Linked DNA regions of Homo sapiens: region 2 is linked to region 1. Evidence: chromatin contacts called from ENCODE Hi-C or POLR2A ChIA-PET data. All regions are on one chromosome and are shown on one strand. The core of a region is the stretch at or near the end of the contact, and the rest is flanking DNA. Distances in the headings are between cores, read along the strand shown.

Region 1 (5,753 bases), core at 637-3,136:
GTACTGAACCCATCTAGACTGCAGTGTCACTGAGAGAAGGAACAGATCTGATTCATCTCCAGATTTTCCATGGTGCCTGGTACAGAGCCTGACACTCACTGATGCTAGGTTTACAGCCATCAAAAAAAGGCCCCAACAGGATTTGTCCCCAAATGCAAGAGCCCCTTTCCTTGCCATGTGGTGGTACCTACAGAAATGGAGTGGGAGACAGCAACTCGATAACATCTGGCCATGCATACAAGTTGGCCTGACATTTCCAGTTGGTTTCAAAGGGAAATCTATCTCAGGAGGTTTCTCTACTCAACCAGAGGGAGGGTGTAACAAAGCACAGTTTCTGGTGTCAGATACAGAAAGATTAATGTCCTAGGCGCACCAAAATGATCAAAGCCACTGATCAAAGATGTGGATCAGACAAGCACCACCGCAAAGGCACAGTATCGGTCCTTGGGGAGGAATCATCAAGGGGGAGAAGGTTACTGCAACCTCCAGAGGCCAGGAATGTGAGTGCTTAAGATGCACGGATTTGCACTGACCCGCACAGGAAGCAAAAGGCTGTGCTCAGTTAAACAGTGCTGGTATCAGTGCTCAGTTAAACAGTGCTCAGTTAAACAGTGCTGGTATCATGATCACTGGGCCTCTTGACAACTTGAGAGCTGCACTCCTTACCCAGCGTGTACGTGGGGCCTGAGAAGCTACGGTCCCCGCTGATGCCGAGGAAAGGAGAAACCACTTGCTTCACCAGCTCCTCCAGTTGCAAATAACTCTCACTTGGGCCTGTGGGCTCGTGAACACTCTGGAAAATGAACAGCCAAGATACACAAAGGTCAGTGTTCATTGCCATGACCAGCAGGTTCTCACTCAACAAATCCTGATTGTCCTCCTCCAATGTACAAGGCTGTGTTGCTGGCAGGCAGCATCCTTGCAGTTAGGATGAAGGAAACTGAGGCCTGAAGCCTTAGTCACTTGTCATGGGTCACTGCAATTAGAACTGTGCATGGTTAGTACCACAGCAGCCTCTCCCACTGGGCCACCAATGCAGTGTGGGTGTCCCACCTCCAAGGCTGAGATCTGGCTGGTCTCAAAGACAATAATCCTACCCATACTGTCATCGTGACTGGTTCATAAACAGCACAGAGACATTTAACATATATTAATGCACGGAGGTCTCCTGACAATGCAAAGAGGAAGGTGCTCTTATTATCCCCCTTCTGTGGATGAAGAACTAAAGACCCAGAGAGCTTAAATACCTTGAGCAGAAAAACACAGCCAGTAAATGGCAAAAACCCTGAACTGGAACCCAGGCTATCTGGCTCTGATCCCCTCTTCTGCCACTTGCTAACAGGCTAGAAAAGAAGAGAGGAAAGAATATGGAAAAGTTCAGGGCTATAAGAGAAAGGGATAATTCTTTTTGAGCCAGGAATAGTTTTAGCGCCAAGATGAAGAGCCAATTAAAAACCCCGGCATGACAGGAGTCCTCAGAGCTAAGCCCTGAGTAAAGAATGGTCAAAACCAGAAAGGAGCCAGTAACCAATGTTTTCTAGAAAACTGGCAGACTCCTGGGGAGTTCAGCTTCTTGCTGGAAAGGACTCAAACATGCTGTCATGTTGAGGGGCTGCAAAGAAGCAAAGACCACCTGGCAGGAGAGGGGACTGGCCAGGAAAGAAACAAATCTCCATGGGGCTGTGCCCAGCCCAAGGGGTTAACATGCAAATTCTCGAAATGGAGTAGACTCTAAATCACTTTCACTTTCAAAGTAGACTCCACTCCAGTGCAGTGTTTCAGGGATTGAAGGGGAAGCTGTTCAGGTAATGAGGCAGGAAGGGCTGACTCCTGCATGTTGGCAATCCCAGGGGGAGATGTAAGCTGCCAAGGAAACAGGCTCTTCCTTGGCCCCTTTATGGTACCATTACACTGAGATGGGTGCGGCCAGGGGCTGGGGGAGAGAGGACACAGCTTCAGGAAATACAAGGAAGCTGAGGATGGGGCTATGGTGCAGATTTGGAGGTAGAAACAGGGCCAGAAGAGATGCAGAGAAAATGAGTGGCTTCTCCCCCAAACCTTCCATACCTGCTAAACAGGGAGGGACCACAGAAAAAGGAGAAGTGGCAAAAGGTGGGAAGAAAATGGATAATGAACACGTGATTTGGAGCTAGATGGTTTTCTCTCAGAAAAGTTGCTGCTGAGAACTTGGCTTGTGCACAGCCCTCTAGGAAGGTGCTGTCCTCAGCCCTTGGCTTGGCTGCCAAACAGCTATGGAATTTGTGTGGTCCAGCGTAAAATGAAAATGCAGGGCCTCGTGTTCAAAAATCATTAAGAGTGTCAAATGCTGATGGGAGAAAATAAAACCAAGCTCAGGGTCCTCTGAGTACAGGCTGCACACCCTGCCTGGCTGGGGCCCCTGAGAATGCACCATTCCGGTGGTCTCAGGACCTGTCTGCATCAGCTGGGAGGAAACAGATCTTCACAGTGGTCAATATCTCCGATTCTGCCTCTCACTGGGGCAGTTTGAAGGCAGAGCACATGGCCCACTGTAGGAGTATTTGTACAACTTGGGAAGGGTGGAGTTGGGTCAGGGACATTGTGGAAGAGCGACAGAAAAGACGGAGCTGAAGGCCTAAGAAAGAGCTCTTTTCTCTGTAGTAGGGTCAGGTAGTTTTGAAAAATATCAGCCCCAGGTCTCATGGCACTGTGGAAAGTGCATGTCTAGGGAGAGAATGGACAATTCTAAGTACGGAGGCCCAAATTTCCTGTAGCAGATATGGCCCCAGGGCAGTGCCACCTGGAAGTTCCATTCAGATCCAGAGGCCATCGCCCTTGCTGCTCAAGATGGACTTGGGCCGGGGAAAGATCCGGGTTCTTCACAGTCACATCCCCAGCCCCAGGCTCTAGAGCTCCTGGCAAGGAAGAACATGGGCCAAAGGCAACATTCCCAGGAAGCCCTCAGGGGAAGTGATGCCAGATGCCCTGCAGGAGAGAGGGACGATCTTTAATGGTCTGTAGGATGCCTGTGGGGCGTTTCCAAGTACCCTGGGAGACTGCAGAAGGGAGGCAGTAGTTGCCTAGAAAGGCTAAGTGGAGGTAGGAAGATAAGGGCTAAGGGATGGGGAGCAATCCAGCTCTCTTAATAAATGAGTACAAGACCTTGAGAAAAGTCGCCACCTTCTCTGAACCTCCATCTCAGCTGTGAGATGGGAAAAATAATGGTATAGACACAGGAGGAACCATTTCCTTGCCTGACTTTCTGGAAATTCGCCATGATCCCAGAGCTTCTTTGACTGTACTTCCCTCTGCCAAGAGAAGAAGCCCTACATGACGGTCACCAACATGGGTGTGAGGTCAGGGACCCAGCATCAGTCCTGCTCAACCTTCTACTAGCTGGTGCTATATTCCCTGGACAGTGTTTAATTAATACCTATTATGTGCCAAAGACTATGCTGGGTGCTGAGGGCACAAGGGCAAGGAGAAAACATTGACCTGCCTTGATTAGACAGGGGCTTGAGGACCCCAGAAGACAAAGTGTTCTGAGCAGGAGGAATGGTGATCACAAAGATCCCACGGCAGCCAGGAGAAGCCAAGAAGACCAGAAAAGTGAGTAAGTCAGGTTCCAGGCAGGGATGGAAGGGTGGGAGATGCTGAAGGCCAGGGTACAGACTTGGGCTGTTTTTCTAAGATCGATTGGAAACCACTGAAGAGTTTGAGGCCGTCCCATGGAGAGCAAATGGGGGTGGGGACCAGAGCGCATGAGGGTAGATTCTCCTGGGCAAGCAGTCTCACCTGTCTTTGGGGACTCAGGGGTATGATGACAGCTTTCTCATATGGCTGCAGGGCTACCTGGCACAGGGCCCGGAATGTTGGAATGTGATAGACACAGGCCCTCCTGTTCCAGCAGCAACAGGTGAGAGTCTTCACCTGCAGGACTGGATCAATTCTCCTTCCCACAAAACCAAACAAACCGCCACCGCCCAAAACACAAAGGAATCGCTTCTCAGCCCTAAACTATTATAAACTGATATGGGAAGATGGGAGCCCAACTTTCCGAATTTTCCTATCAGAATCCCAAAGGGCTCATTTTCAAGACTCCTTATTCAGGAAGCATGCTCTAATTAAGGCTTCTCAGACCCGAGCCCCACATGCATTTTTCTATCCCCCTCCTTCTCCATCTCTTCCATAAAAATACTTGACCTGGCATTCCGGCCAATTACACCCACCCTCATCCTATTAGGCAACTCTTCCTCCTCTCTAATTACAGGAAAGGGGGAGAATGCCCAGAAGGATGGCCCAGCTTCAAGGACTGAAAGAGAGCACCAGCTGGGGGATGTGGGGGAAGGATTGGGGCCCCAATGCCTGACATTCCATCACTGCTGTGAGGGCAGCAAGGGGTCATCACTAGCCTGATCAAGGATGAAGCCATCTTCCCTGAGGAAGGGCTCAGAGCTAATGCTGCAGCATCTGAACTTGTTACAGAGGTGAAGAGGCATAGTAGTCACCTCTTGGGGGTGTCCCTAGCCAAAAACCCTACTCGTCGAGAATTGTGTGCCCCCACCCATAGGAATGAGTTTGCCAAGGCCATGTTTATACTGCTTGATCTTATTCAAGGGTCATGGCTGATTGGGCAAAGAGGAATCATCTAGCCCAAGCTGGACCAATTAAATTATTTCCTCTGGGGAGGAAGCACAGTGTGCATAATTCCAAATCTTACTGCCTCTTCCTAACTGAGGGACCTCAGGCAAGCACACAAACTTACTAGGTTTCATTTTCCTCACCTCTAAAATGGGAATAACAATGCCTACTTCATACAGTGATTGTCTGGATTATCTGATTAAGGAAACAACACACTTAACGTCCTTGGCCTGTGCCCGGCACATAGCCAAGGACCAATATGTGTTAGCTCAAATTCCTAGTATTGATTTAGAATTGGGATTGAGTGACACTAGGCAGCCACTGGGCAGTCTCTTACTGGAAGCACATCAGCTGTGAGGTGTCACATTCGATCAGGTACAAACCAAACACAGAACATAAGCCTGCAGGGAGAAAAAGACCAAGTCCAGGAAAGATAGGATAAGATGAAGACAGACAAAGTAGCCCAGATACAAGTAGAGACTAGAAAGTAGAGAAAGGATGGTGGCTTCATGGCCTGAGACAGCCTCATTCCTGGTTGTAATCCCTCCTGAAGTCCATCTGCCCTAGGAGCTTTTCAGGGAGTTCCTCATCTGCTTAAGCTAGGCCAAAGTGTATTCTTTGCTGTGACTTGCAACTTGTGGCTCCCTGGCATCACTGGAGAGGGGAAAAGGGCATCTACTTCCTGAATGAAAGACTATGCTTCCCTCACTCCCCAGTGTGGTCCTGGCACCAAGCACAGCACCAGGACCTAACAGGTGCTCAGTGAATGCACCTCAAATGAACAAATGAATGAATGAATGAACACGGGCCAACAAACTAAATAGTAGTAAGCCAAGCTAAGGTGCTCTGGTCACTAGGTTCCTTCCCCCTCATCTCAGAAAGGCAATCTCTTCCCTCGCTCCCTCCCTCTGCCTTGGGGCAAGTCTCCAGCACAGCCTCACCTGCAGGATGAGCAACATCTGGACAATGGACGAGGGCAGCTTGGACTGGGCCAGCAGCAGCAGGTCACCCAGCTTCACCTTCAGCAAGACTAGGTCTCGGAAGCCCAGCAGGGAGATCTGGCGGATAGTCAGCTCCTGGCCCTAGAGGGGACAGAGGAGAGAGGGCCGGGAGGTGAGAGCTTACTGAATCTG
Region 2 (5,748 bases), core at 2,123-4,622, 60 kb before region 1:
AACTACCCAGTCTCAGGTATGTCTTTATCAGCTGTGTGAGAACAGACTAATATACTGTTACATGAGGCAGCCCTATGTATTGTGGAAGCAAACTACACGTGGGCATAAATACCATCTTCAAGGCAGGCTGCCACACACACTTATAATGGTTGTTCAATAAGTGTATTTTGAGCTAATGAATTGTGTCATAATTTTATAATTCAACTTGTAGAGAGCCATCTTATTTCCAAATGTTTGGGGAAGTTTTACCTTCCCAACTCTACCTTCAGCTGTGTAAAACTATTTCCTATTTCATTTTTCAAATAGGATGTGAGAAACAGCAACCCAGGAATGATATTGTCTTAGTTCAATCTGTGCTGCTATAACAGCATAACACTGACTGGGTAATTTATAATGAACAGAAATTTACTGGCTTAGTTCTGGAGGCTGGGAAGTCCAAACTCAAGGGGCTGGTATCTTGCAAGAGCCTTCTTGCTGTGTCATCCTATGTTGGAGGGCAAAGTGAAGGCAAGAGAGAAAGAGATGGAGAGAAAGACGGGGCTGAACCAAACTTGTCCCTTTATAAGGAACCTACTCCCAGAATAACGAATTCACTCGCATGATAATGGCATTGATCCATTCATGAAGAGTGTCCTTCCACGACCCAAATGCCTCTCATTAGGTCCCACCTCCCAAAACCACCACATTGGGGATCAAGTTTCCAACGCATGAAATTTAGGGGACGCATTGAAACTATAGAAGATATGGAGACTATATCTTTATTCATGTTTGATTTACTTATAAGGACAACTGGACAAAATATTTTAAATTATTAGGTTGGTACAAAAGTAATTGGCATTTTTTCCATTAAAAGTAAAGGCAAAGACCACAATTATTTTTGCACCAATCTAATAGCAGCTTTTCAGGAAACCTGATCATTGTGGTTGCTATATATAGGTAACTTTACTAATAGGAATATTCAATTATTTCCATCTGCGTAGGACTTCCTAGTTTGCAAGGTATCTTTCCATATGACCTCATTTGAACTCATAACAGCTCTGAAAAGAAGACAGGATAGATTTCATTACAACTCTATAGATAAGGACATCTGACCAGGTCCCAATTTCAATGAGAGTCAGAAGCAGGAGTAGAACTTTGGCTTTCTTATTTCGAGTATCAGGAAAGAATTCAAGAAAGAACTGTGCATAAAGTAGGCTTAGCTATGCAGCAGAAAAGACAATCCCAATATCTCAATGGCTTAAAATAACAGGCGTTTGTTTCCTGCTCTCGTAAGTCCAATGCAGGTGGATTGACTTTCCAAGGCAACTGCCCTTCATACATCAACTGAGTGATACATCTCTTCCCTCTTGTAGTTGCCCTTTGCTCCTTGGTTGCACACAGGGGAAACAGTCTTGCAATGAAAATAAAACGCTTTGACCTAGGAATGATATGCATCCTTCTCGTCATAGCTCACAGGCCAGAACTAGTCACGTGGCCCTGCCTGATTGCAAAGGGAAATGGTATTTGTAAGTTTCCTGTGTGCCCAAGGCATGGATGAGCACTAAAACTCTCTCCTATATTGAATAAATTGGATTTGAAGGAGTAGGAAAAGGCCCCTTGAGGGCACTTATGAAAACAATGTAAAGAAACATACACAGAACACCTAATCTTTTTGAAAGCCTGGTGCTGGAGTCTCTCACAATAGATTTTTATTATTTTATACTGACAAAAGCCTGGTAAGGTAGACATTATCCCCTTTTTTATAGTTTTTGGTCATTGTAGTTCATGGAGGTTATGTAACCTGCCCCAGAGCTCACACTAAGAAGTGGAGGGAACTCTGATTCTCTTGCTCTTCCTTTTCTCCAGCTCTCAATTTCATATAATGATCTTTTCTTCCATCCCATAAGAGATTTAATTTTTAAGAGGAGCTTCTAGGGAGGGATACACAAAGGCTGGCAATGTTTTATTTTTTAAAGCTGGGTGGTGAGCACACAGATGTTTGTGCTCTTTTTATGTCTTAAGTGTTTCAAAATACAATCTTTTAAAAGGGGGTTGACAGAACCTGAGAACCAGTGATAAATTCTTCTTAAAAAGAGAAGCATTTTTAATGAATATTGGCAGCCAGAAAGTAGGACATATAGTATTGGTAACATTTATTGAGCCCATACTATGTCCTAGTTTTGGGTTTATTTGTTTGTTCGTTTGTTCCTTGAGACAGGGTCTCACTCTGTCACCCAGGCTGGAATGCAGTGGTGCAATCATGGCTTACTGTAGCCTTGACTGCCAGGGCTCAAGCCATCCTCCCACCTCAGCCTCCAGAGTAGCCGAGACTACAGATATGCACCACCACACCCAGGTAATTTTTAAATTTTGTGTAAAGATGGGGTCTCACTATGTTGCCCAGGCTGGTCTCAAATTCCTGGCCTCAAGTGATCCTCCTGCCTTAGCCTCCCAAAGTACTGGGATTATAGGCATGAGCCTATTTGTGCCTGGCCAGATAGTTTTAAATAATTTCTTTACATATTTTATCTCATCCTTCCAACAACCCTGTGAGGTAGATACTATTATTATCCCCATGTTAATACGAGATGAGAAAACTGAAACAAGTACAGATTAAGTATTTTACCTGAATCACACATTTATTGTAGGAAAAACCGGATTGGAACCAAGCATTCTGGCTTCAGGATACATACGCATGACTACTATCCTGGAAAACCTCCCCTAAGAGGTGGACGATGAACCAAATATGCAGAGGTGGATGAAACTCTTTTGTGCTTCTCCAGCAAAACGCGTGGTACATTCTCTAGACGTTTATGACCAGTTAAACAGGGAATTTAAAATAGTTTTCCCATGACAGAGAAAGACAAAGCGCTGGTGTTCTTGGCAGGAAATTCAAAGAAATATTTAAGGCAAGGGCTGACTCCCTTGGACCGGATGAAGGGGAAGAGCAGGTAATAATAGAGGGTTCTATGGATCGCAGAAACTTCCTGGGCAAGGAGGGTGGAGCTGGGGAGGGGTTTAAGAATTCCTGAAGGTCAAGCGATCTAGCCCAGCTGGGGTTTTCTCCTGCTTGGAGAGGGGTGCTATAAAAGCGCAGTTTGGGATTACTACTGTCGCCACTGCTCACCAAATTAAGTTATTCCGGGAGGGATCTTCTCGTCGCCATCCTCATTCCAACACACACCCATTGACACACTCGGGTTCGGCTGTGCGGTGCAACGAATTCCCAGGTGGGACACCCGAGCAGGAAGAAAGCCAGGCTGCGGGGCTGGGGGCGCCGCCCGGCCCGCGCCACAGTCCGCCTGGAGGATCACCGCCAGGGGGCACTCTCTCCGAACTCGGCCGCTCTGTCTCCTCCCCGGCGCGCTCCCTGCCCCTCGCTCCCCGCAGCCAGCAGAGAAGGCGGAAGCAGTGGCGTCCGCAGCTGGGGCTTGGCCTGCGGGCGGCCAGCGAAGGTGGCGAAGGCTCCCACTGGATCCAGAGTTTGCCGTCCAAGCAGCCTCGTCTCGGCGCGCAGTGTCTGTGTCCGTCCTCTACCAGCGCCTTGGCTGAGCGGAGTCGTGCGGTTGGTGGGGGAGCCCTGCCCTCCTGGTTCGGCCTCCCCGCGCACTAGAACGGTGAGTCTCCTTCAGGCGCCTCCTCCTGGCGGCCGCCGCCTCGCTTCCCAGCGGTCAGGGACGCCGCCCCCCGCCCCTTCGCTCTCGGCAGGTCGGGGACGCAGTCCCTGTCCCCTCGCTTCCCACCAGTCGGGGACGCCTCCCCTGTCCCTTCGCTTTTCACAGGTCAGGGACGCCGCCCCTACCCGCTTGCTTCCCACGGGTCGGGGACGCCGCCCCTGTCCTCTCGCTTCCCGCTGGTCGAGGACACCGTTCCCTGCCCCTCGCTTCCTGCAGGTCGGGACGCAGCCTCTGTCCCCACGCTTCCCACAGGTCGGGGACACCGTTCCCTGTCCCCTGACCTCTGCTCCCCAGGCCTCCTCTTCCTCGCTCATTCCACCCCCTAAAAAACCCCGCGTCGCCTTACTCAACCTCGCTCCCCTCAACTCCGCTTTTTCCCCTTCCCAGATAAGGAAATTGCCTCCTGCAGTTGTCCGCTCCTTGGAGCAAACACCTGCTTAAATTTTTAAAAAATCCTTTACGTTCCTGGCGACTCCGGCTGTCACTGTCATGGGAAAGCTATTTTTGGATTCCCTGTTGAACTCTATAGAAGTCTCAGGCAGCGAGTTTAAAAAAAAAAAAAGGCTCAGATGACACGAATGTTTTCTCCCCCGCCCCTAAACTCGGTAGTTCGAGCGATTGTTCCAGACGCCGGGTTGATAAAGCTGTTCCTAGTATTTGGCTTAAGGGGAACTCCAGCTGAGTTAGGACTGTCTTGAATGTGAACAGAAAGCACCTAAATAAAGTATTAGCAGCTTCGCTGTATGGTATTTAATTGTTTCTTTCTCTGAGAGCAGATTACTATTACTGAATGTCTTGTTACACAGGTTCCATGTAGAAACGAGAAAAACTGGTAAAGAAATTCTGTGTTGGCCTTGTGAACTTGGCCGCTATCATTTCATTCATTCTCCTTTGATTACTAGGGAAGGGAGAGGGGCTTTTCAAATTTTGAGGTTGAGTGTATAGGCAGGAACAATGTGGCCTCTTTTGTGACTCTAGGAAGGAGTCCGGCATGTGGTGGGTACAGGATCACATCAGAGTTTCAGCCTGCATGCACCACAATATTTCAGAATTGTAACATGAGCTCTTCTCTGTGATAAATTTGGGCATGTGATGCCGGTAAACTTTTGGACACTTAGATTTGGAGAGAAGTTCAAATCCTTGCCTCCTGGAGCAGAGTAAATAGTGCCCAGGAAGGGGAATGCCCCTTGAATTTGGATTCAAAGTTAAGGCACAACAGTTGAGTATTTTGCAGCATCTCTTGGCCATTGGAGTACATTTGTAGGTCTTCACACTTTAGAAATTTAAGAAGCTGGTAAACAGTTTCTGTTTCTAAAGCTAGTAGCACATTAAAGATAATTTCTCATATTTTCTTTACATGGTTTTACTTCAATAAGTTACATGTTTACTCGTATGAATTTCAGTTGACTTAAAATTGACTCATTTAAGACATAACTTGTTGACTTCTTTTAACTTGGCACATACCTCCTTAGCATCTGCCTTGGAGGACAAACTTTTTGTGGATTATCCTACTTCCCCCTCCCCCAAGACATGTTACAGTATTCTCTTTTGATTATAATGTACACCCAGATACTAATTCGTGAATTTAAGTCTTGATTTATGACAAGGCTGCTTTCAATACTACTCATTTTACGGCTGAAATAAGTTAGCAGTAGTTAACGTTCCACAATCTTTAAGGTAGTGCTTATCATACTAGATTTCGCAACTGCAAAAGGGGATTACAGTCAGGACACTCTTAACATACAAGTTAAGGAACAATTTATACTTTGTTCCATCCCTTCATTAATTCCTGTAGAAAGCCACGTAAGTATACTAGAATAGAGGCTGTAAGAAATTTTTATTTTAGGCCTGGCATAATGGCTCATGCCTGTAATCCCAGCACTTCGGGAGGCTGAGGTGGGAGGATAGCTTGAGACCAGCCTGGGCAATATGGCAAAATCCTGTCTCTACAAAAAAATACAAAAATTAACCAGGCTTGGTGGCACACACCTGTAGTCCCAGCTACTTGGGAGACTGAGGTGGGAGGATCACTTGAGCCCAAGAGGTGGAGGCTGCAATGAGCCATGATCGTGCCACTGCACTCCAGCCTGGG

Evidence for each region. A loop is a pair of places that touch in the nucleus more often than their neighbours do. ChIA-PET counts read pairs that join two places held with the same protein, here RNA polymerase II (POLR2A). Pooled maps may share reads with other maps.
Region 2: a pooled map shows a loop between it and region 1 (2.1-fold over the local background). The contact joins the promoter of TRAF6 here to the enhancer-like site in region 1. A Hi-C loop is called at or near these places in 1 of 168 maps with a recorded cell type or tissue (ascending aorta) and 3 of 50 pooled maps. POLR2A ChIA-PET finds 5 or more read pairs at or near these places in 3 of 52 experiments (BJ, OCI-LY7 and naive thymus-derived CD4-positive, alpha-beta T cell).

What each region holds. Positions count from the first base shown.
Region 1 is chr11:36,446,249-36,452,001 of GRCh38, reverse strand. It overlaps PRR5L (proline rich 5 like), which reads right to left. Exons shown (of 9, transcript NM_001160167.2): 7 at 5,562-5,702; 8 at 667-793. Among named protein-coding and RNA genes, the nearest start is that of TRAF6, 61 kb to the left of the region's middle. Within about 2 kb of position 1,886, at least 2 of the 41 ENCODE cell types and tissues checked have a DNase peak (open chromatin) inside an H3K27ac peak, as active enhancers do.
Region 2 is chr11:36,507,896-36,513,643 of GRCh38, reverse strand. It overlaps TRAF6 (TNF receptor associated factor 6), which reads left to right and starts at 3,372. Exons shown (of 7, transcript NM_004620.4): 1 at 3,372-3,596. It also overlaps a transcript of RAG1 not described here. RefSeq lists an enhancer at 3,504-3,553.